2 separate regions of the Homo sapiens genome follow, and region 2 is linked to region 1. The links are chromatin loops, found by intact Hi-C in ENCODE. Cell type or tissue: ovary. All regions are shown on one strand. Links, peaks and the distances in the headings refer to the core of each region. The heading gives the core; the rest is flanking DNA.

Region 1 (5,383 bases), core at 99-5,098:
GTTGGCCAGCCTGGTCTCGAACTCCTGACCTCAAGTGATCTACCTGCCTCAGCCTTCCAAAGTGCTGGGATTACAGGTGTGAGCCATTGCACCTGGCCCTAATGTAACATATTCAAGAGCAAGATTGCTTTCTCTATTTATTTGTCTAAAAAGGAAAAAAAAAAAAAAAAGAAATCTCTAGCTGGGCGTGGTGGCACATGCCTGTAGTCCCAGCTACTTGGAAGGCTGAGGCAGGAGAATCGCTTGAACCTGGGAGGCAGAGGTTGTGGTGAGCTGAGATCGTGCCATTGCACTCCAGCCTGGGCAACAAGAGTGAAACTCTGTCTCAAAAAACAAAAAAATCCCACACAGTAGAGTTTTTAATTACTCTTATCAGTGGGATTTTTTCATTCTTAGGTGTTTACATGAGAAAGCTTTTGTCTTCAAGTATATTAATTTTGTACCAGCACACCTTATGAATTCATACCGATAATAGTTTTTCAGTTGATTCTCTTGTATTTCCTAGATATAGCATATGCAAATAAGTTTAATTTCCTTCAAGTAATAATTATATCTTCTATTTCATCATCTTACCTAATTACACTGGCTGGCATTTGTCACACAATCCTATAATAATAGTATTAATGGCCATTCTTAATTTTGACTTTAGAGAGAATACTTCTAATGTTTTACCTTAGGTTTAATAGATGTCTTTTTGTTATAAAGTGATAACTGACATCATTCTCATATCCCAAAACACATGTTCTGACATGAACTGGTTTAAGATTGCATATACTTGAGTATTTTTTAAACAGCTTTATTGAGATAAAGCTATTATTAAATCTACCCTTTAAAATGTACATTTCAGTGGTTTTTTAGTAGATTCAGAGTTCTGTAACTATTATCACTAATTAGAACATTTTCGTCACCCCAAAAAGAAACCCTACACCTACTGGTAATCACTCTCCTCTCCCCGCTTCCTTCATCCCCTAGCAACCACTAATCTACCTTCTGTCTGTGTGGATTTGCTTGTTCCTGACGTTTCATATAAATGGAATCCTATAACGTGGTCTTTCGTGTCTGGCTCCTTTCACTTAGCATATTGTTTTCAAGGTCATCCATGTTTTAGCGTGTATCCTATTTATTTAATTTGTTAACTGTTAAAATATCTATCCCAATTTGACTCAAAAGTTTGCTTTAAATCAAAAGTAGGCGTTCAGTTTCAACTTTTCAGCATCTGTTGAGAATATCAGGCGTTTTTTTTTTTGACCTATTAATTTGGGCCATTATTTGGCTCCATCCTTGAATTCTAGAGTACCCATACTGTGCCAAGGTCTGTGGTGTGTGTGTGTGTGTGTGTACATGTACATGGATGTGCTTTTTTTTTTTTTTTTTTTTTTACATGACGGATCATATTTGCGGATACTTGACTTGGGATTCATAATTAACCAAGTTTGTAATTTGGTTAAATTATTTTTGTTAGGTTTTTTTTTTTTTTTTTTTTTTTTTTTTTTTGATACAGAGTCTCACTCTGTCGCCCAGGCTGGAGTGCAATGGCGCGATCTTGGCTCACTGCAACCTCTGCCTCCTGGGTTCAAGTGATTCTCGTGCCTCAGCCTCCTGAGTAGCTGGGACTACAGGCGCGAGCAACCACGCCCAGCTAAGTTTTGTATTTTTGGTAGAGATGGGGTTTCACCATGTTGGCCAGGCTGGTCTCGAACTCCTGACCTCAGGTGATCCACCCACCTCAGCCTTCCAAAGTGCTGGGATTACAGGCATTAGTCACCATGCCCGGCCGCCTAGCTAATTTTTAAAATTATTTTGTCAAGATGGAGTCTAGCTATTTTGTCCAGGCTGGTCTTGAACTCCTTGCTGCAAGTGATCTCCTGCCTTGGCTTCCCAAAGCGCTGGGATTACGGGTGTGAGCCACTGTGCCCAGGCCCCCTCTTTTAAAAAAAAGAAAAAAAAAAAAAAAAAAATTCATTACGATCGGGTTTTCTTTTATTGAGTTAATGCTGGTAATTTACATTTTCCGTCACTGTGCTAGTGTAGAATTCTAGACCATTTTCATACAAGTTGTTTTCTTTTTTTCTGTTTTTTTTTTTTCTTATTTCAAATTGTATATGTTTGTGCTTTCTCCCAGTTTCTTCCCCTCTTTTAGATTATTATCTTGTATTTTATTGTCTTCCCAACCCCCTGGAAAAAGCTTGGTTTGGAGATTTTTTTGGGGTAAAAATTAGCTGGCTCCCTAGCTTTGCTCCAGAGAATGGTCATGAAATTAATGGTTGCTGATACTCAACCTGGAGCATGCCTGTTGTTGGTCTTTTGAGAAGCAGGCGTATTTCAAACCTGCCCCTGCATTGCCCAGCTTGTTCTTTTCTTTTATTATTTTTTTAATGATTAAAGGATTTATTAAATTCCATGTGCAAAACACATTGCTGATTGCATTAGCAAAAGATCAATGTAAAAATACCCCACAATTCTGGAACTGTCCATTTAAAATATTTGTTCTAGTTGTTGAAAGGCCCAGTGTTATATTCTTGCCAGTGCTTAAGGTATACAGAGAATACTGTAAGTGTTAACACTGAGTTTACAGAACCTCATAGGCCGAAAGTAATGTATTTAGGAAAAGCAATAATAGTAAGTATGCATTCATGTAGGTGAGATATAGTATGGTCAATATGGGTCAAATTACAGCGTTGGTGATCAGTGACAAGGGAGTTGGCAAGACAATTATGTTAAGAAAGATCATAGTTTAAGAATATTTAGGGCTGGGCACGGTGCCTCACACCTGTAATCCCAGCACTTTGGGAGGCTGAGGCGGGTGGATCACCTGAGGTCAGGAGTTCGAAACCAGCCTGGCCAACGTGGTGAAACCCTGTCTCTACTAGTAAAAAATACAAAAAATTAGCCAGGCGTGGTGGTGCATGCCTGTAAATGCCAGCTACTTTTGGGAGGCTGAGGTAGGAGAATTGCTTGAACCTGGGAGGCAGAGATTGTAGTGAGCTGAGATGGCGATGTTGCACTCCAGCCTGGGCAACAAGAGTGAAACTCCGTCTGAAAAAAAAAAAAAAAATTTAGAGTGTTTTGAAAACTGTAAACCTGCAAGGCATGATTTTTACAACTAGTTACCAGAAAATGAAGGAAAGCACATAATTAGCTTGAATAAAGTAACATGAAAGCGAGACTGCACTAATTTAAAAAAACCCCAAATCCTAATACAGTATCAGAAAAATATTTTCTTTTCTTTCTTTTTTTTGAGACGGAGTCTCGCTCTATCACCAGGCTGGAGTGCAGTGGCATGAATTTGGCTCACTGCAACCTTTGCCTCCTGAGTTCAAGCAGTTCCCCTGCCTCAGCCTCCTGAGTAGCTGGGACTACAGGCACGTGCCACCACGCCTGGCTAATTTTTTGTATTGTAGTAGAGACAGGGTTTCACTATCTTGGCCAGGATGTTCTCGATCTCCTGACCTTGTGATCCGCCAGCCTCGGCCTCCCAAAGTGCTGGGATTATAGGCGTGAGCCACCACGCCCGGCCAGAAAGATTTTCTAATACAAGGAGACATATTGCTCATTGAGAAGGGGTTTGATAAGAAAACTTACTAAGTTAACAACTATGTTAATGACTAGTTCAGAGATAAATTAAATGCCCAATTTTGGGAAAGGTAGCAGGTGCAAGAAAAAGGAAATGTATAAGAAAACAGTTTCTGATACTTAAACCTTTCTTCATCATGTACTGCATTTGACAGAAATTAACCTTTTAAAAATTTTACCTAGGATGGTTTTATTTCATTTATTCCATGTACAATGTAGTCTAAATCTCCACTTGATACCATGTCAGAATCCTGTCTTCATCCTTTGATTACATCAAGTGTTTCTCACACTGCTCGAACTAAGTCTGCAACTAAAGGTAGAATACTTCAGTAGAGGAAACGTGAATAGAATTTCTTTTCAGAATTTCAGCAAAAACTAATAAGCTATTTTAAAGTTTTTCACTATGAAATAAAAGAGTGATCCAAAGAGTTGAGTTGTTTTACTCATTCCATTATGATATATGGTAGAATGTTATGGAATGAACATGGATATTGCTAAATTATTGAATGCATTAAATGGCAGTACTTTATTAAGGAGGCTGTACTGCTTTAAATATCTGAAAACTAGTTAGAATGTGTGCATTTCCTCACATCAAGCTAAGCCTTAAAAACAAAAGCATTTAAAACTAGTGTTTGTAGCTCATTGGTACAAGTAGGTTCAGAGAGTATTGTGTCAACTCTTAATCTGAGCAGGAATAGAAGCTTTGAGAAAATAGGCTTTAAGAAGGTTTGTCATTTTACAGCCAAGTTTTAATAGATTGTGAAAGTTTGGACTCTTAGATTTTAAACAAACAAAACCTTGAAATTACTGATTGGCTCAGCGTGGTTTTATGGAAAAACTAATACAAAAACTTGGCCTTGACTATTTGAGCAAAGCCTACAAAAGTTCCAGATGGGACAGGGCAAGGAAGGATGGGGCTCTATTTACAACAGCAGATATTTTCTTTTCCTCTTCTTGACGTGGAGTAGGCAGGGCTATTTGAAAATAAAATATTCTTTTCTTAGAGAATGGAACTTGAATTACAGTTATTAGATTAATATCGATTATATACATTTTCTCTTTTCCTTTTAGACTAGTTGATCTGTTAAGTGTTGATAGTTGTTGTAACCTTCCACTACTATTGATTTTTTTTATTACTGTCTCATAGGTTCTTTTGCTTTTTTTATATTTACATATTTCCATGCTGTTTTATTTGGCACATAAAAATGCATAATGACTTCAAATTCAACATAGACTAGAGAACACACACACTTATTTTTTCTTCCTTCTAAAATCACATAAAGAATATAAAAACAAATCCAGAGAAACAAGAAAACCTCAGTGGTATGAATCAGAATATGATGAATTTTTGGTTGAATAAAGCAATTGGAAATCAATTAATGTCAAAACCCAAGAGAGCTTAGTGAACGTGTGACCTTATTCAGAAAGTAGAAGGGACCAGCCAAGAATTGGCATCCTGCAGTACCACCAACATCAAAAGCAGGGAGGCACTTGGAGATAGAACAAGCCATGAGTACAGCCAGATAATTAAAGCCATGGAAAGCTAAGCCATTTACCTATTAGTATAGGTGCCCGCAATGGTTTTCCTGCTGGGATAATGCCCAAAATTCAGCTCTCTGAATTGCTTGTTTGTCCATAGGAAATTCCAAAGTGAGTGCTGTATAGCAAGAAAGATAGGGGCAGTAGTTTAGGTAGCTTGTGGCTATCCTGAAGGATATTGAACCTCCAGCACCTGGAAGATGGGATACTCTTCCACCATTAAAGGAGAACCTGGCTGGTTACATGGCTCCTTTCTCGCCTATGGACTCAT
Region 2 (5,383 bases), core at 251-5,250, 89 kb before region 1:
TGGGACTACAGGTGTGGGTCACCACGCCTGGCTAATTTTGTATTTTTTGTAGAGACGGAGTTTTGCCGCATTACCCAGGCTGATCTCCAACTCCTGGGCTTGAGCAATCTGCCCACCCCAGCCTCCGAAAATGCTGGGATTAACAGGTGTGATCCACTGCGCCCAGCTTCATGATTTTTAAAAAATGTCCCAGATTAGGTTGGCAGAGATGGGAAATTGCTGACACCTAGTGTTGGCAAAGATTGAGGAAAATAAGCTATCATGCTTTTTTTTCCCCCCACTCAGGTGATCTGCCTTCCTCGGCCTCCCAATGTGCTGGGATTACAGGCGTGTGCCACTGCGCCTGGCCCATATTAACTCTTATATAGCCATAGTCCTTCATGCTCCCCTCTTTGGGAAATTTTGTACCTCATTTGTACTAGGTAACTGCTTCAGAATTTTAAGAGGTACTCTGGTACGGTTACTACCCTATTTTTTAAAGGTAGATCTTGTGTAAATTCAGTGGGTGCCAAATAAACTATACTATATATAGTTCAAATTCCTTTACAATGAAATTTCTATAGAATTTTTTTTATGATTGACATATTTCCCAATAGTATTTGGTAAATTCTTACTTACATTTGGAAAGCATTTTCTTGATTTTGGGGTTTATTTTTCCCTAATTTATTTTTCTAGGTTCAAAAGCTGTCTAAGAATGAAGTGCTCATGGTGAACATAGGATCCCTGTCAACAGGAGGGAGAGTTAGTGCTGTCAAGGCCGATTTGGGTAAAATTGTTTTGACCAATCCAGTGTGCACAGAGGTAGGAGAAAAAATTGCCCTTAGCCGAAGAGTTGAAAAACACTGGCGGTAAGTTTGTTAGTCTTTGCCACTGTCTAATTAAAAAAAGACACAGTCTTGTACAGAAAAAAAAGCACACAATCTTCCTTGAGGACAACAGTTACTGTGGCTTTCAGTCTCAACTATTTATTTGGATGACTTTGAAAACTATACTTCGGCCGGGTGCGGTGGCTCACGCCTGTAATCCCAGCACTTTGGGAGGCCTAGGCGGGTGGATCATGAGGTCAGGAGATCAAGACCATCCTGGCTAACATGGTGAAACCCCGTCTCTACTAAAAAATACAAAAAATTAGCCGGGCGTGGTGGCGGGCGCCTGTAGTCCCAGCTACTCGGGAGGCTGAGGCAGGAGAATGGCGTGAACCTGGGAGTCGGAGCTTGCAGTGAGCCGAGATGGCGCCACTGCACTCCAGCCTGGGCGACAGAGCGAGACTCCGTCTCAGAAAAAACTACAACCTTGACTATAGTCCCATATTTTAGTCCAAATACTGTGATTGGCTTCTCTTCCTGTTAGACACAACCTATGCAAAACCAAATGAATTTGGGTTCGGTATTTCTATCGTCATTGGCTTTGGAAATCATTTCACACTTAATAGAAAAATTGTAAGAGTTTTACAGAAAACTCCTCTATAGCTTTTTCCTAGATTGACAAACACACATACAGATTTATTTACATATATAAGTTTTTTTCTGAACCATTTGAGTGTAGGCTATATATGTTATGCTTCTTGATCTCTTAATACTTCAGTGTATATTTCCCATCAAAAAAGGATATTCTTATGTAACCACTTAGAAATTTAACATTGGCAAAATACTGAAATCTACAGTGCATGTTTCAGTTTTATTACTTGTCCCAATAATGTACTTTATGTTCCTCCTGTTTAGAATCTTGAATTGCATTTAATTTCATGTCTCTTTGATCTTTAATCTGGAGCTTTTTCAGCCTTTGTCTTAATTGACATTAACAGTTCTGAAGAATACAAACTAGTTACTTTATAGAATATTCCTCAATTTGGGTTTTTCTTATCATTCGGAAGCCTAACATTAGATTCAGTTATATATTCTTAACTTAAATACACCGTGAAGTCTCCTTTTCAGGAATCACAGCTAGAGGCACATGATATCTGACTGCTCCTCTTTGTTAAGGTTAGTTTTGACTATGTAGTCAAGATGTTGTCCAGCTTCTCTGCTGTGTAGTTACTCTCTACCCTTGCAACTAATAAGCAATCTGTAGGGAGATCTTTCTAGCCAGTACAAATAGCCTGCTGATCATTGAATCCCACACCCCTGGATGTAGCATCCACTGATGATTCTTGCCTGAATCGAACTTGACTATAATGATTACAAAATCATAGCACCTCTACGGGTTGCAGTATCCTCCCTCAACTCTACCACCCCACATTTATCATTTGGCATTCTTTCTTTGCCATTATTTATTTCCCTATCTAGTTATAATATGGACTCATGGAGTCCTATTTTATTCAACATGTTATGATCCATCACTGTCTTCCTTTATTTTGATGTGCATTGTTCGACGTTTGGCCAGTGGAGGTCCTTCAGGCTGGCTCTTGTGTCCTTTTGACATGTACTCATCATTTTTTTTTCTTCTTCTTTTTTTTTTTTTTTTTTTTTGAGATGGAGTCTTGCTTTGTCGCCGGGGTAGAATGCAGTGGCATGATCTCAGCTCACTGCAACCTCTGCCTCCCAGGTTCAAGCAATTCTCCTGCCTCAGCCTCCCGAGTAGCTGGGACTACAGGCACACGCCACCACACCCGGCTAATTTTTGTATTTTCAGTAGAGACGGGGTTTCACCACGTTGGCCAGCCTGGTCTTTAACCCCCGACCTCAGGTGATCCGCCCTCCTTGGCCTCCCAAAGTGCTGGGATTACAGGCATGAGCCACCACGCCTGACCTCTTTCTTCTTTTTTTTGGAACATTTCCTTATTTTCTGGCACAAAATCTTCCAGACTCATCTTGTACCTTCTCTGTTCCAGTTTTAGAACTGGCCATTTCTCTTATAAATGAAAAGCTGAGTGTTCAGGTGTGCTCATGGCTCTTAGGGTGCTGTTGCTTCTAGGTCTTTTGAGAGCATAGAGCCAGGAAGCATACACACATTTTTGGCTCCTGACTTTTTGCTCTTTCCCAGGTTATTGAGTTTGCCCCTTGCTTTCCATTCCTCGTCACCTCATCACAGTCCATACCACCATCACTTTACACTTCACAGTTAGTGCGAAAGACTCCTAGTTTGCCTCTTAACTTGGTCAAAATTAGTCTTCTTAAAACATTTTCATCATGCTGTGTTTAATAATTTCTAGAGTCTTCTCACTACTTTTTGATATTTGGGACTTTTCTAGAAACCTGCTTCAACCCATTTAAGCTTTCCTTCTGCATTGTCTTATATAAACCCTCTAAATTAGACTGTTTTGTGCCCTAACTGTCCCCATAATTATTCACATCACCCCTACCCACTATCTACTTCCTTAATTATTTATTTTATATTTTTTAGAGGCAGGGTCTCTCTGTTGACCAGGCTGGAGTTTAGTGGCATGATCATAGCTCACTGCAGCCTCAGTGTCTAAGTAGCTAGGACTATTGGCTCACACCACCGTGATCAGCTAATTTTTTTGTTTTTTGTAGACACTTGGTCTCACTGTGTTGCCCAGCATGATCTCAAACTCCTGGCCTCAAGCCATCCTCCCACCTCAGCCTCTCAAAGTGTTGGGATTACAGACATGAGCCACCCCGCCCAGCCCTGTTTCCTTTATTAAGGCTTCCATGCTACTGTGCCCACGATGGTCTCATCACTTGTCCAGGAGATTTATCTGAATTATTGCCCTGTAATTTAGAAAGTTAAATTTTTGTTGTCTCTTAAGTAAATAATTATTTGTGGTGACTTATGCCCTTTTGATTTTACTGTCTTTTGTGATTATATTTTTTTGCTATTACAGACACACGACTTCCAGTGTATTTTGAAATAGATTTAAGCAATAAACTTTCAGTCCAGGCACGGTGGCTCATGCCTGTAAGCCCAGCACTTTGTGAGGCCGAGGTGGGCGGATCACTTGAGGCCAGGAGTTCGCAACCAGCCTGGCCGACATAGTGAAACCCCATCTCTACTAAAAATACCAAAAAATCAGCCGGGCATGGTGGCGCATGCCTGTAGTCCCAGCTACTCGGGAGGCTGAGGCATGAGAATTGTTTGAACCCAGGAGCCAGAGGTTGCAGTGAGCCGAGATCGTACCACCGCACTCCAGACTGGGTGACAGAGTGAGACTGTCTCAGAAAAAACACACAAAAGCAAGAATAAAAAAGAATCTAAGAATATAGTGTGGGCTTTCTTTATGGAGGAGCAGGCTTTGGGAACAAATTTGAATTCAGAAGATAAGCAGGTAAAATTTATCACAAGATTGTGTGGTAATGAGAGTGAAGTGGATGTAAGATTTATGATTTCTTTTATTTTCATTTTGCAGTTTAATTGGTTGGGGTCAGATAAGAAGAGGAGTGACAATCAAGCCAACAGTAGATGATGACTGAAGAATACCAGTTAAATAATACATTCGGATGGATTTGGAAGTTGGAATTCCTCTTAACAACCAAGGGGTTTATTTTCAAAGCAATATTGGGGAATTGATTTCACAGTTCGTTACCTTAGTAGGTAACGGTAAGGTTATTCTCTTTTTTTTTTTTTTTTTTTTTGGTTATGAAAACTTAGGGACTAAAATTAATATAAAAATTGGCATAATGTTGGATTGAATCTACATTTTGGCAGAAGTTAAACATTCCCACATAATGTCAAAATTATACATCATGCAGTTCTGTTTTTTTGTTTGTTTTATTTTGTTTTGTTTTTGAGTCTGGCTCTGTCACCCAGGCTGGAGTGCAGTGGCGTGATCTGCAACCTCTGCCCCCCGGGTTCAAGCGATTCTCCTGCCTCAGCCTCCCGAGTAGCTGAGATTACAGGTGCGCGCCACCACACTTGGCTAATTTTTGTATTATTAGTAGAGACGGGGTTTCAGCATGTTGGCTAGGCCGGTCTCTCCTGACCTCAGGGTGATCAGCCCACCTCGGCCTCACAAAGTGCTGGGATTACAGGCGTGAGCCACCTTGCCCAGCCCACATCATACAGTTTGAAATGAAACTTTGCCACAACCAGCCTTTGCTGTAGCACACACATATATCACTGAACCTGTTTGAAATAAAGTTTTTTTTCTTTTTCATGATTCGTCTTTGAGTACCTCCAGGCTGAAAGACTGTTGTACCAGTAAAAACTTAAAGGCACAAATTCTCCTTGAAGACCTTCTCCCTTTTATGTGGCCCCATATTTTATGTTGCTTTATCTTTGAAATTTTGCATGAAAAGGAAATGAATGGATTCGAATGAAATTGTCCTTTAGAGCATGATTACTTGTTCCCATGGACAAATATTTTTCTCCCCTTGCTCTTCCTGGCCTGAAACACGGGAAACCAGAGTCAAAAGTTATCTCCCTCTCCCTGTGATGCCTTGAGATTTTTTTCTGCGTTGTTTAATGCCTGAAATCCAAGTCTTCC

What was found. Hi-C counts contacts between places; a loop is a spot of excess contacts. Peaks named below come from ENCODE experiments on the same cell type or tissue, not always from the same donor. Only the 100,000 strongest peaks of a DNase experiment are listed, where the experiment ranks them.
Region 2: it touches region 1 in a loop (3-fold over the local background); 23 of 110 quality-filtered maps call a loop at or near these places.

What each region holds. Positions count from the first base shown.
Region 1 is chrX:24,161,902-24,167,284 of GRCh38, forward strand. All of the region lies in intron 3 of ZFX (zinc finger protein X-linked), which reads left to right. Among named protein-coding and RNA genes, the nearest start is that of ZFX, 15 kb to the left of the region's middle. In ovary, for the core only: no CTCF peak of the experiment used is centred there; no DNase peak of the experiment used is centred there; H3K27ac peaks cover 1,370 bases.
Region 2 is chrX:24,072,416-24,077,798 of GRCh38, forward strand. EIF2S3 (eukaryotic translation initiation factor 2 subunit gamma) reads left to right here. Exons shown (of 12, transcript NM_001415.4): 11 at 676-848; 12 at 4,307-5,383. The coding sequence ends at 4,370. Among named protein-coding and RNA genes, the nearest start is that of EIF2S3, 20 kb to the left of the region's middle. In ovary, for the core only: no CTCF peak of the experiment used is centred there; no DNase peak of the experiment used is centred there.